Regions from separate parts of the Homo sapiens genome. Here regions 2 and 3 are each linked to region 1. Evidence: chromatin contacts called from ENCODE Hi-C or POLR2A ChIA-PET data. All regions are on one chromosome and are shown on one strand. The core of a region is the stretch at or near the end of the contact, and the rest is flanking DNA. Distances in the headings are between cores, read along the strand shown.

Region 1 (4,319 bases), core at 1,285-3,784:
TTATATTTCAATAGCACACTAACCCCAGGTCCATTGTATATTAGAGTTGATATAAGTTGGTGAAGGGAGGGAACCTCATCTTGTTTATCCCAGTATCCCCAAAGTACTTACCATCTTCTTTACATATAGCATAAATGTATCAAGTGATCAAACTGAATTTAATTCATTGAGGGTTTTTTTTTTTTTTTGGACAAAGTCTCACTCTGTCACCCAAGCTGGAATGCAGTGGCATGATCTCGGCTCCCTGCAACCTCCACCTCATGGGTTCAAGTGATTTTCCTGCCTCAGCCTCCCAAGTAGCTGGGATTACAGGTGCCCGCCACCATGCCCAGCTAATTTTTGTATTTTTAGTAGAGCAGAGTTTTGCCATGTTGGCCAGGCTGGTCTCGAACTGCTAACCTCAGGTGATCTGCCCACCTCGCTCTCCCAAAGTGCTGGGATTACAGGCATGAGCCACTGCACCCAGCCTTCATTGAGGTTTTTTATTTTCCTTTATGGCAAATTCCAAAATTACTGCTGGAGTCAGCACCCCAGAAGCAGAACAGGGTGGAGGTTGGAAGTGTGGGGTCCTCCCTGGGCAAATCACTCAACACCTCTATGTGCCTGAGTGTCCTTATTTGTAAAATGAAGATCATAATTATGCCTTCTTCATAGGGTTGTTGTTAGGATTAAATTAAACAATGTACTTAAAATACCAAGCCAGGGCCTGGCACACTCAATATATACCAGCTATTATTATGTATTCCATTTTATGTCTCCCATGGCCAAAAATTACTGATCTCAAAATTAATTACTCCGAATCATCAAGAGAAATTTAGATACTGTGGAATGTAAATTAAGCTGCAAGGACATTTACTTAGTATATTTTATAAAGATATCCCTGGAATCCTTTTTATTTGAAAACCCCATTACATAAAACCCCTAGTTATCTGGGAAAATACTTTACACTGAGTGACTCAATTTACATTATATGAAAAAACCAGGTATTAATATTAAGGGATATACAAGTGAGATGGGCATGACGGAATTTTTTTACCTTCCCCCTTAATTTTGCAATGACTAACATTTTTCCTAAGCCAAGTACCAGGTGCTAGTCAAAAGTTTTAGCAATGAGATGTGTCTGACTCTTTGCCCTGAAGGTAAAGAACAAGCAGGGACCAGAGTCATGGACCACTTATCTACCCCTTTTAAAGGTCTGCACGAAGCACATATTCAATCTTCAAGGAATTTACAAATGATGTAGTCAAATAAATAAATACAAAGGTGTTTACAGACACTGATGACTTCACTGGAATAAACAGCGGTTACTGTGCCTGAATTTTTTTTTTTTTTTTTTTTTAGACAGAGTCTCACTCTGTCGCCCAGGCTGGAGTGCAGTGGCACGATCTCAGCTCACTGCAAGCTCCGCCTCCCGGGTTCATGCCATTCTCCTGCCTCAGCCTCCCGAGTAGCTGGGACTACAGGCACCCGCCACCACGCCCAGCTCATTTTTTTGTATTTTTAGTAGAGACGGGGTTTCACCGTGTTAGGATGGTCTCTACCTCTTGACCTCGTGATCCGCCCGCCTTGGCCTCCCAAAGTGCTGGGATTACAGGCGTGAGCCACCGCGCCCGCCAACTGTGTCTGATCTTAACAAGGCAACCGAAACACCACACCTGAGTGAGTTACACTGATTCTTACCCAGTAAAGACATGTTCGGTAAGTGAAAGCCTTTGTATGCAACAGGTCATTTCTCTTACTGGGTCATTACTGTAAAACGAGAGGGTAAGAGAAGGAATTTCTAAGATTCCTTTCAGATCCAAACTCTATGATTCTGTAATCTCTCCTGGGCCCCACGAAGATGAGGAAGGCAAGAAGGGCTGTTGTGACCCACAGCAAAGGCCAAGCAAGCAAAAGTGAAATTCTGGGCGCGGTTAAACTTAGAGCGATCAAATTAGTTTGCAGGAGTTAAGACTGCAGTCAGGGTGGTAAGGAAAAACGAGGCTGGGCAGGACTGGTACAGGACAGGCATCTTTGAACCTATTTCTGGGAGTTCTGAAACTACTGTTCTCGTGGGCCTTGGCGACTGATTTGGGAAAGCTGACCCTGGGTTGGCCTGGCTTCCAGCCACCGTCGCAACATAAACAAGCCAATTCAAAACAGGGTCGCAGTCTTTGAAACTAGCTGAGGCAACAGATCCCCTCCACACTTCGCGGGCCCCACGATCGCCCCATCAAACACCATTATCCCTCTTCCCATCACACTCCCGTCCGCCCGAGGCCGGCGGACCTGCAGCGGCGGCGGGATGGGGTTGGATAGAATGCGGCCCGGTCCCGGCCCAGCGGAGCTGGGGGAGCCGTTCCCTTCGGTCCTGTGCCCACCTTGGTACTGGGGTCCGCGTCGGAGCAGCAACTGAGGGCGGCCTCGTCCGTGAGGCCGCCGGACGGGGGCTGCGGTTCTGCCATGGCTGCGCTGCAGTATCACAGACGACGGGACCCAAGGAACGGAGGAGTCACCCACACTACGCCTCGGCCCTGTGCCGCCTTAACTAGGAATGGCGCGATGGCGCCGCGGGCGGGAGACCGCTGACTTCCAGCCAATCGCTGCGCGGAGAGCAAGTTGACTCTCTGCTGATTGGGTCCCAGTGAGTCAGCGCCTCCACCCACAGGACTATGCCTCAGACTACAACTCCCAAGGAGCCTTGCGCATAAAGGAGGCAAACTCATACAAAAAAAAAAAAAAAAATGCAGGCTGGGCAGAGTGGTTTCTCTGTTACTTAATGAGCTAATTTTGTTTGTTTAACTAAAGTTTGGTAACCATTCATACCTCAGGGCTGCAATTTGGTAGAAAATTGGAATCTGATGGAAACTGAAAACTGTAAGTTGTTCTTTTAAAATTGTAAGGATTCAGAGGTTTCTCAGTTTACGCAGCGCAGAGTAATTAAAACAATTGTTGAGTCGAAAACCTATGTTCAAGTCTTGGTTCCGCTATATATTAGCGCTAGAAACTTGCAATAATTACTGACCCTCTCTGAGCTTCCTAACAGGATTTGTTGAGAATTAAATAAGTTTTCTTTTCCTTTTTCTTTTTTCTTTTCTTTCTTTCTTTCTTTTTTTTTTTTTTTTAATTTTTTTAACAGTGTCTCGCTCTGTCGCCCAGGCTGGAGTGCAGTGGTGTGCTCTCAGCTTACTGCAGTCACTGCTGCCTCGACTTCCGGGGCTCTAGCTGTCCTCTGGCCTCAGCCTCCCGATTAGCTGAGACTACAGGCTGCAAAACCAAGACCAGTTAATTTTTGTATTTTTTTGAGATGGGGGTTTCACCATGTTGCCCAGGCTGGTCTCAACTCCTGGGCTGAAGTGACCCTCCCGCCTCAGCCTCCCAAAGTGCTGGGATTACAGGTGTAGCCACTGTGCCCAGCCTAAATGAGATTTAAGTCATGGTTTGCCTACTTAGGTTCCAAATGTCCATAACTTGCAGTACTTTTTACATTAATATATATTTTGTGTTCACTGGAAGGCTTAGTCATCACTGTGTCTTCAATGATTGGCTCATAATAGTAGATGCTCATTAAATACTTCCTGTTGTTAAAAGAATAAATGGGAATGACTGGTGCTCACCTAACCAAAATGAGGTTGGGCAGGGATGTATATGGCACTAGCCACCTGGCCACCACCAAGATGTCCCCGTCTCTCATCTCAGCTTTTTTCTGCATCGCAGCTTCAGTTTGTCAGACACCAGCTCCATAAGACTAGAAATTTGGCAGCTGTTCTCTCACTAGGAGTGGGAGTAAACTCTCCCTCTGGATTTTATCCAGCCAGCCTGGATTTTATCAAATTGGAAAATCCAAGAAGGAGCTGTGATTGGCCTGGCCTAGGACCTGTGCTTACTCCTGTGATTGAAGCACTGCGATTGGCAACCTGGATTAGGACCACCTGATTGGAGTTTGGGGAGGATCTGTTAGTTCCCTAAAAGAAGAGCGATGATGTTCTTATGAGAAGGGAGGATTGCCAGGCAAACTGAACCATGGATGTCCACTGCAAAATGATAGGCAGGATAAGGATTTCAGCAGAAATGTTGTGCATACCTCATACTAACTTACTGAGGATATTTCATCAAAACACAGTCTATTAGAACTGCAGGACTTCTATATGGAACTAGACCTTAAACCTTTTAAACTCGGGAATTGGAGCAATACACAAACTCTCCATATACTGTGTGTTACCACTGAATTATTGAAAAGACCCCCAAATTGTCTTCTTTTGCATTAATTTTCTTTTTTAGATGGAGTCTTCCTCTGTCGCCCAGGCTGGAATGCAGTGGTGTGATCTTGGCTCACTGCA
Region 2 (4,806 bases), core at 240-2,739, 170 kb after region 1:
TGTGTTCCAGTAAAACTTTATTTACCAAACAGGTGGCCAGCCTCTAGGGCCACAGTTTGCTAAGTCCTGCAAAATTTTACAAAGAAATAGAATCTTTGATCTGGAAAATTTAGATAACTTAACTTTAGAACCAGTAGCTACCTTAGCTGCTTACATCGAGTCTAGGCCTTTTGCTTTCCCAGTAGGAAATTGAGACTCAGAGAGGTCAGTGGGATGAGCTGAGGGTTGAAACCACAGGAGCAGATTTTCAGTTCAGCATCCTTTCTGCTAGACCATGCTGCCTGTCTAAAACAGGATAGCCTTTCTTCTACGTGCTGTTGGCTGTAGGACGGTGATCAAGCAATAGCTTGAGATATATCTATTTTTCTTCTCTCTTCCTTCCTCCTTTTAATTTTACTATTATTTACAATTTTTTATTTTCAAAATTTTAATTTAAAAATTTATTTTATTTGAAACATTTTCAGTCTCTCAATCTTCTGGAAGGGTTAATTCCCTCCAAAGAAGAAGGCGGTGTTTCCTGTGTCGAACATCTTCATAAATTATTTGTGTTTGGCCTAATGTGGAGTTTAGGAGCCCTTCTGGAATTAGAAAGCAGAGAAAAGCTTGAAGCCTTCTTACGGCAGCATGAAAGCAAGTTGGACTTACCAGAAATACCTAAAGGCTCAAATCAAACCATGTATGAGTTTTATGTTACTGATTATGGTAAGCCCACTGAACTATACCTTAAATGAAATGACTTTTTTCAAATGAGAAAATATAAGCTTTCATAAACTCTTCTATGAGAGAATATTAAAACAATTATGAAAACATAATTGTTAATACCATTTTGAAAAGAGCATGTATTTGAAAGAGAGTGGAATTTTGCATATGAATTGTGCCCGAAACTGATATTGAGACTCTTGACTTCTCCTTTTGGAGTGGGCTCAGTAAAATCTGGCATAAATAAGTTAGTAATACCTTGTACAACATCTACTTTCTAATGCTGGAATAGGAAAGGTAGCAGCGTGGAGAACACAGATTCTTCATGATGCAAAGCATGCTAATACACATAACGGATCAGCCCCACAATTCCCCTGTTGGGAATGCCAGAATGAGTAGAGAATGAACGTAGCAGATTCCTCAAGGTCCAGCGCTGTCACCTTAGCCCCCCAGCCTTCCATGTATGGCCGGGCCCAGCTCACTGCTCCTTAAAAGAAATGCCTTTGAACTTGGTGCTTTCATCCAGAGCCCAGGCCCTGATTCTTCAAAGTTCCAAAGAGGAAAAATATGCTTCCTAAAAACTCTAATTACCTCTGGTTCTTCCTAAAAACTCAAAAACAGCAATAGTCTTTTGTTTGTTTGTTTTAATGAATAAACTGAAGGACAACTGGAGCAGGAGAGTAGACAGCAATAGCCAAATTTTGAAAGCAAGAAAGCAGTAAGGTAAGCGGCAGTCGATTTAGCACACTGGCAGTGGGAAGAGCTGAGAAGTAATTGAGAAGCGCACGTCACAGGACATTCAAAGGGCTCAGGAAGTGGAAACTGGGGCAAAAGTTGAGCTAAAAACCACAGGGCTGGTTATAAGTCTGTTTGAGAAAAAGACCTCCTGGGCCGCTTTCCAAAGCCCTGCTGCCAGACAATCGGCCTTCCCCACACTGGCAAGACTAAAGAGTTACTGTTTGAATCGTGTAAAATAGAGGGTTTCCTAGACTTGGGGACACCAGGCACATTTAAGAGTGGGAGAATCATACCAAAACTGGGGATTAAGTGGAAATTTGTGTTTGAAAGGGACTGAGATAAATAAATTTTTTCAGTGGGCCATCTTTAACCAGAAAGGCCAATAATTGTATTACATGTGTTAGATGCTGCTAAAGGTTTGAGATGGCAAAAGGGCACTCTAACTCAAAATGCAAACTAACAAAGGAATCTTTAAATCTAGATATGCACTCCCTTAGAATCCAGAGCCAAGCTCCTCCACAGCGCTGCTTTCTGAGCAGCCGGAGTTCTATGATGTTTAAAGGTTCAGATTGCCTCCCTCTGAGTGCCTTGTCCTTATTCAGAGGCCGGGCCCCAAGTTACTCAGAGAGTGAAATTCATCAGCAGCAATTTTCCAACCATGGCAGAGCCTTGGTTAGGGGATTGAGATGGCATCTAATAAGGAAGCCAATAAAATAATTACCTTCCTCTGTGCCATCAAAAATATGTATTGCCACATTTCTTAAAGAGCAGTCCAGTGATGTTTGTGACATTTTCTTCCAAGTAGCTAGGACTGGTTCTGTAAGTTTAGACAATGATGTTTTCTTATTTTTAATGGAGATGTTAACAAAAGGTTGACAACAATCTAGACTCATATTCCTTCTTCAAGGTGGTCCTGAAGTGGTCTGTTGACTAAAATATTGAGGGGTTGCAGGCATTCAGTCTTGCCATCCTAAGTAACTACTTTTGACGAAATTTATTTGCCCGAGCCTTTGTGGCCACGAAATGAACTAAGATATTATGCACTTAGTGGTTATTTAGGGCCCTAACATGTCCACTCAGCTGACTTCTAGCCAGCCCTTTCTTAACTCATTCTTCATCCATCCTTTTAATTTTTTTATGGACATTAACATCTTTGGAGAAGACTTCATTCATAGATTTAAAATGAAGTAAGGAGACTTATGCTTCCAGCGAAGATGGAGTAATGGGGACTGGGTTTAACCTCTTATATTAAAAATATAGAAAACTGGACAAAATGTGTAAGACGGTTTTTTTTCAGAGATTGGACAATAGGCACTACTGGACTGAAATCACCGAGGGAAGTGAAACAAGGTGATTGCATTAGTTTATTGCATGGATGCAGTTTCTAGAAGCAGCTCAGGGAGGGGAAGATCAAATAGAATTGGCTGTCTCACCAAATGAGAAGGCAGAGGTTGATTTGGGAGAGGCCAAGGTGGCTGGAATTTGCAGGGCAGAGCACCAGAGAGGAGAAATCTGCACAAGGAGGAAGTGTCAGAGAACAACAGAAACAGAAAGACAAATCCACAGTTATACTAAAGGTGTCAATATTTTGAATAATTGATAGAACAAATAGACAAAATTAGTAAATATATGGAAGACTTTAACAACACTATCAATACCCTGAATTCAAAATTATAGAATGCTTCAGCCCAAAACAGCAGAATATACATTTTTTTCCAGTGCACGGAAAACACTTACCAAGATATTCTGGGTCATATAACAATTCTCGATAGGGAGACTTTACAGCACTTTATGTCTTTACTAGAAAAGAAGAAAGGTCTCAAAACAATGATTTCAACTTCTTCCTTAATAAGTTAGGAAAAGAAAAGCAAATTAAACCCAAAGTAAGCAGAAGAAAGAACCATGATCAAAGCAGAAATCAATGAAACAAAAAATAGAACAGCAACAGAAAAAAATCAATGAAACAAAAAGATGGATCTGAAAAGATCAATAAAAAGAATAAATCTCTTATTAGAGACATCAGAACAAAAGAGAAGACATACATTACCATAGTCAAGGATGAAAGAGAGAACATCACTACAGTCCTCACAAACATTAGAAACATGACGTGAGTATATTAGAAACAACTTTGCAAGAACACATTTGACAATGAAGATGAAATGGACAAATTTCTTGAAAGATATAAACTACCAGCCATCATCAAGAAGAACTAGATATTGCACAGCATGCTGAATATAGTTAATAACTGTGTTGTACATTTCAAAATTGCTAAGAGAGTAAATTTCAAATATTTTCAACACAAAAAAATGATAAGCATTTGAGGTGATAGATATGTTAATTCGCTTGTAATAATTCCACATGATACGTTAATTCGCTTGTAATAATTCCATATTGTATCCATAAACCATAACATTTTGTTCCCCATAAATATATACAATTGTAAATTGTCAATTTACAATAAAATTTAAAAAGAAGAAATAGATATCCTAAATAGCCCTATATCTACTAAAGAAATTGAATTTGTAGTTAAAAACCTTCCCACAAAGAAAAACACCAGGCCAAGATGATTTTATTGGTGAATTCGACTAAATATTTAAGGAAGAAATAATACCAACTGTACACAAACTCTTCCAAAAGATATAAAATGTACAATAGGAAGAAACACTTCCCAGCCCATTTCATAAGGACAGTGTTATGCTCATGCCAAAACCAGAGAAAGACATTCCAAGAAAAAAACAAAAACAAAAAAAACTATAGACCAATATTCCTCAGGAACATTGACGAAAATTTCTTAATAAAATTATAACAAATCCAATAGTATACAAAAGTCCAACTGTGGCTTTTATTCTAGAAATGGAAGATCAACATTCAAAAACTGATCAATATAATCTGCCATATAAGACTAAAAACTAAGCAAGCCATAAACAGTCATCTAAATGAATGAAGAAAAGCATTTGGCAAAATTTGACACTCTTTTGTGATGAAATAGGAACTTTATCATCTGACAACATCTACAAAATACCTACAGCTAACGTTATACGGAATGGTAAACAACTAAATACTTCCTTCCCAATATCAAGAACACAACAAGGACGTCTTTCTCACCTCTATTCAATTTCATTTCTATTCAACATTGTACTAGAGGTTCTAGCCAGTGCAGTGGGGGGCAAATCAAATGTCTATAGATTAGAAAAGAACAAGTAAAATTCTCTTTATTTGCAGATGACATGACCATCTGTGGAATCTTCAAAAAGTTATTAGAACTACTAAAGGATTTTAGCAAGGTCACAGGACAAAAGGGCCATACATTTGATAAGTTATATTTCTATATGCTCACAACAAACAGTTGAAAATTGAATTTTAAGAATA
Region 3 (4,561 bases), core at 1,732-4,231, 220 kb before region 1:
AAACTAAAGGAGGGAAGATAAGTGGGTTCTTGGCTTCCGGAAGGATTCTGACCTACTTCACTTGCCTTCAAATTCTGTGTGAATTTATTTCAGAAGCTACAGGGAAGAGCTAAGAACTCCTGTTTTCCTTGGAGAAGGGAAGAAACAAATGCCAGATTAAAACTCAGAGGAAACTCTGGAAATTATAAGCGAGGCTGCTACTATATAATGACCAAGTCGCCTTGGTATGTCTTGTGAGCTAAAATTCCATTTCACTTTTATCATATATAAAACCAGGATTATAGCTCCAGGAGGAGCTACAATCTGTGTTCTCTTTGGTCTATCTGAACATCCCAAATAGTATCACAGTCTACCTGAAGAAGTGCTGCTGAAATAGACTGACAATGCTTCAATTATTTTGGCTGCAGGCAAAGACAAAATAAGTCTCAGGAGTTCTCCAAAAGCTCAAAAAGTTCTCTGTAAACTATGCTGTTATCAAATGGAAACTACAAGAACGCGACCAACACCACAGGAGGAGAGATTTCCCTGGGCTTTGCTCTGGCTATGAAAGAGTTTCCAAATATACAATGAAAAGTCAGTGGAACCTGACAGGCGCCCAATGTGGAGCACAGGGGTTCAGACACACAACCCCTCCAGCTCCTCTCCCGACGGCTTCCCACCCACTGAGCACTGGCCAAACCCTGGTTAAGCGAGCACTGACCTTCCTGTTTATCTGATAATCCACACAGTGTAGATGGGAAAAAATTGAAAGATAGAAAGGAGGAAGCATAAAAAAAATCATTTCCTCAATGTTAGTAAAAACATAAATTGGTTACATGACAAACATGAGGTGGTGACTATGTTAATGGTACAATGGCAAAGTTATTACAATCTTTGGAAGAAAAAAAAAATCCCATTTCTTCACAACTTTCCAACATTTTAAAATCCAAGCCCAGGCTTGAATCACTGCTTTATGAGGTAACACTCCCTTTCTGACTGCATCCGTGTGACTGGGCCACCAAGTCCCACTGATGTAGTTGGTATTACTACTGCTCAATCAACACCTCTCAGAACAACAACTTTCACTTCAGAATCCAAGCCTCAAGTTATAGGGGGCACTAAAATCTTTTTTTATTTTTATTTTTATTTTTAAAAGACAGGATCTGGCTCTGTCGCCCAGGCTAGAGTGCAGTGGCGTGATCTCGGCTCACTGCAACCTCCACCTCTCGGGCTCAAGCAATCCCGCTGCCTCAGCCTCCTGAGTAGCTGGGACTACAGGTGTGCACCACCATGCCCAGCTAACTTTTGTATTTTTGGTAGAGAAAGGGTTCCGTCATGTTGCCCAGGCTGGTCTGGAACTCCTGGGCTCAAGCGATCCTCCTGCCTCGGCCTCCCAAGGTGTGGAGATTACAGGCATGAGTCACTATGCCCAGATGAGCACTAAAATCTTTAAATAAACGCTCTTTTCTATAGACTGCTAAGAGAAATAGAAGGGAAAAAAGCAATACAATACTTAAGATTTACTGGAGAAGTACTACTGGGAATTGAGGGGAGAGTGTACTCTTTGGAAACAGATAAACGTAGCTCTGAAACCCTGCCTTGCTCCTTGCTAGCTGCATGATTCTGAGCAAGCTTCTTGATACTCAGCTTCCTCATCCATAAATACGGGGAGCAATGCACTTCCTTTGCAGGGCTCTTGTGGGCTGAGAGACAGCATGCATTCAACACTCAGAGTACCTCTCCTTTGTCGGTGCTCAATAAACAGTAGCTCATCTCTGCCATTCCTGGAGTTAAGGCAGAAGACCCACAGTACAGCACTCTGCTTAGGAGCTCTTATGAAAGTGTAGGTCAGATTGGTGCAAGTCCTGTCAAATGGGCATTGGTGGGTTACACAATCTGCTTTTAGCCTCTCATTTAAATTAAGCATGGGCCAGAACATCAAACTCTTTTCAAGAAATCAGTGCTGTAACTGGGACCCTGAGACTACCTCCATGCAAAGTAGTATATAAGTAAAAAGCTCTAATTTTGCTTGTAGCTCAGCTATAGAACACGCCAAAACCCCCCACCAAACCCACTGTTCTAAGTAATGGAAGTGTACTCTGAGAACCATCTGAAAAGAAGCCTGACAACTTGCCTGTCTTATTCCCCACCTGACCTCAATCTTTCTTCCTCTGAGTGGATGATTCCAGTGCCAGTTTTAGATCCAGTGCCTACCCAAGATTTGGCGCTTCCCAAACAGACTGTAGTGTTGGTAGACAGCATATAGCCATCACACAGGCTGACACTAAGAGATAGTGGGTATGAATGTGCGCTCTGTGCAAAATCCTCATGGGGAAGGAAGGCAACACCTGGGTACCTTTGGCAATGTAAAAATTCCCTTCTTTTAAAAATGCTCTTTAAACAAAGAGCTTTATATCTAGACTCAAAAATGCCTTTCCATCAGTATCAGCTTCTCCCAGGTAAAAGGAAGTGAAGACAGAAACAATGGAAATCCCATTGAGTAGGGAGAGGCAAAACAGAAAGGTTTATTCTAACGTGAGAGGAGCCCATGATGATGTGAAAGGGAAAGAAGAGAGAAGAATGGCATATAACCTGGAAGATTCAAGTACATTCACAGATAGATACTTTCCCAAGGTGTGCAGGAATCTAGCCCTTCTTCAAGGAGACAACCATAGCATCATATAATTCAAATTAATTCCTTTCTGAATGAGAGCTGAGTAACAAAGACAAAACTTGGCAAGATGGCACAGCACAGTGAGTGCAAAATTGTATTCCCAGTTGATACTTGGTGAGATGTTAGGTTGTCAGCTTAATGTAAAATAAAATGAGGCCGCACATCGTAAAGTGTTTTGAAAAGTAAAAATCCAAGGGAGATAGGAAGGCAGCATTTTAATGAGTCTAGAGAAAATGAATTCCAGGGTGAGCAGCTCTGCTCACGACCTCTTTTCAGTTGGTATCCCATAGGCCTCTGGGAAGCGGGGCACATGAGGGAGGGGCCAGTGCCTGCCTCCACACTACCCCCTCTCCCCTAATGAGGCTGGCAGCACCATTTGCTAGCACCTGGCAGATGAGAGAGAAAGAAAACCTGGTGTGGAGACCCCCATCCATTAAAGGCAAGAGAGTGAAAAGTGGGAGAGAAAGCTCCCAAGTTCAACAGCAGTGACCTAGGGTCATGCAGTGAGGACTTACAAAGGTATAAAAGCTTCTTTATTCAGGTGGTTCCTTTCAGCGCAACTTATTTGATGATGCTTAATGCAGGCAGTTAAAAGAACAGTTCAGTTGGATATAACTTACAGTACGTCACACAAATCTGGAGTGCCCAAGGAACATTAGTTTCAGGGAACACACTGAGATTATAACCAGCCTTTTTGCCAGGGGCAGCTTGTAACTCAGAAAGTCATGTTTCATTTAGGATGTGCTGTATAATGTTGAAGGGGAAAGTAACTATTTTGTTTTGTTGTGTTTCTTCCCAGTCCAAGAAGAAAGCATTTGGAGAAGTGCTACACATGCTCAACTGAACTTCCTGTCAAATTGTTCTCACTCGTTTGGGCACAAGTCTGCTTAAGCCATCTCTCATTAACATTTACTCTTGCCCGAAGCCCTCTACGCCCCCAACCCCTGCTAATCTTCCACAAGCAAGCTGATCACACTGGGATCTCCTTTTCCCAGACACGTTTGATTCTCACTTTCTCCTGAACCTAGAAATGTGCTTCCCACCAAAGCATGCCAGGCACTAACTCGTCCCTACTGAAAGGGGCTGTTAAAAGCTCATCTTCTTTCCAGATGGTAGTGAGGTGTGAGGTGATCCTTTCTCTTTCTTTTTTTTTTTTTTTTACTTTTAGCTACCCCTCAATTCTGGTGTTCAGTAACAATGTATTCCACTTAAAAGAGAGAAATCATATTAATTATTCTAAGATATAAACACTTAATTTTATTCATGCTCTTGAATTACTTTCCTTTCTACCGCATGTTTGTGTAGCTGTTATATGAGTCCTTTCTACTGATGTAGCTGTCATTCCTTCAACTCAGTTCTTGCCAAACACTGAGCTATGTCTGGAGATACAAAGATAACTACTCTTGTTGAAGAGATGCCAGTTTAGTGGGGGAGACAGACATGTAAACAGATCTGTATCTGAGATAGATGGCCTGGGTAGGAAAAGAATATATATAGCACAAATAACTCAGTGGACCTGCAAAAACAGAGCTTGAGGCCATGATATACCACAAAGACCCACCAAGGCACAAGCACTGTCAACATGAAGGTAAGGCTTCCATTTTTGCCTCTTTCAATCTGGGTACATCTATTCTACATACTCTGCCTTTCCTCCTGTTACAGGAAAAGAAGGAACCTCAATTCTACCTAAAGTCAATCTTCTCCTTGAGCTAGAGATCCAGCCCCTCTCCCATAATGAGGTACACGGCCCCTACAAAGATCCACTCTCCTGCATTATCAAATCCTCCCTCCCTGTGGTATCATTCCAGTCCACACACACACATACCTTAACATCATCCTCCCTTGACCCTAGGTCCCCCTCCATCCTCTTCATCATTTCTCTGCTTCCCCTCCCAGTGATACTTTATC

The links. A loop is a pair of places that touch in the nucleus more often than their neighbours do. ChIA-PET counts read pairs that join two places held with the same protein, here RNA polymerase II (POLR2A). Pooled maps may share reads with other maps.
Region 2: a map of endothelial cell of umbilical vein shows a loop between it and region 1 (2.3-fold over the local background). The contact joins the enhancer-like site here to the promoter of GLO1 in region 1. A Hi-C loop is called at or near these places in 1 of 168 maps with a recorded cell type or tissue (endothelial cell of umbilical vein) and 5 of 50 pooled maps.
Region 3: a pooled map shows a loop between it and region 1 (2.2-fold over the local background). The contact joins the promoter of BTBD9-AS1 here to the promoter of GLO1 in region 1. A Hi-C loop is called at or near these places in 3 of 50 pooled maps. POLR2A ChIA-PET finds 5 or more read pairs at or near these places in 4 of 52 experiments (A673, WTC11, activated CD8-positive, alpha-beta memory T cell and 1 more).

Annotation. Positions count from the first base shown.
Region 1 is chr6:38,700,611-38,704,929 of GRCh38, forward strand. It overlaps GLO1 (glyoxalase I), which reads right to left and starts at 2,535. Exons shown (of 6, transcript NM_006708.3): 1 at 2,361-2,535. The coding sequence starts at 2,444. RefSeq lists enhancers at 1,677-2,269, 2,302-2,351, 2,372-2,471, 2,652-2,811.
Region 2 is chr6:38,875,127-38,879,932 of GRCh38, forward strand. It overlaps DNAH8 (dynein axonemal heavy chain 8), which reads left to right. Exons shown (of 93, transcript NM_001206927.2): 53 at 465-702. Among named protein-coding and RNA genes, the nearest start is that of DNAH8-AS1, 76 kb to the right of the region's middle. Within about 2 kb of position 1,490, at least 2 of the 41 ENCODE cell types and tissues checked have a DNase peak (open chromatin) inside an H3K27ac peak, as active enhancers do.
Region 3 is chr6:38,478,615-38,483,175 of GRCh38, forward strand. It overlaps BTBD9-AS1 (BTBD9 antisense RNA 1), which reads left to right and starts at 2,982. Exons shown (of 2, transcript NR_144472.1): 1 at 2,982-3,172; 2 at 3,453-3,913. All of the region lies in intron 6 of BTBD9 (BTB domain containing 9), which reads right to left.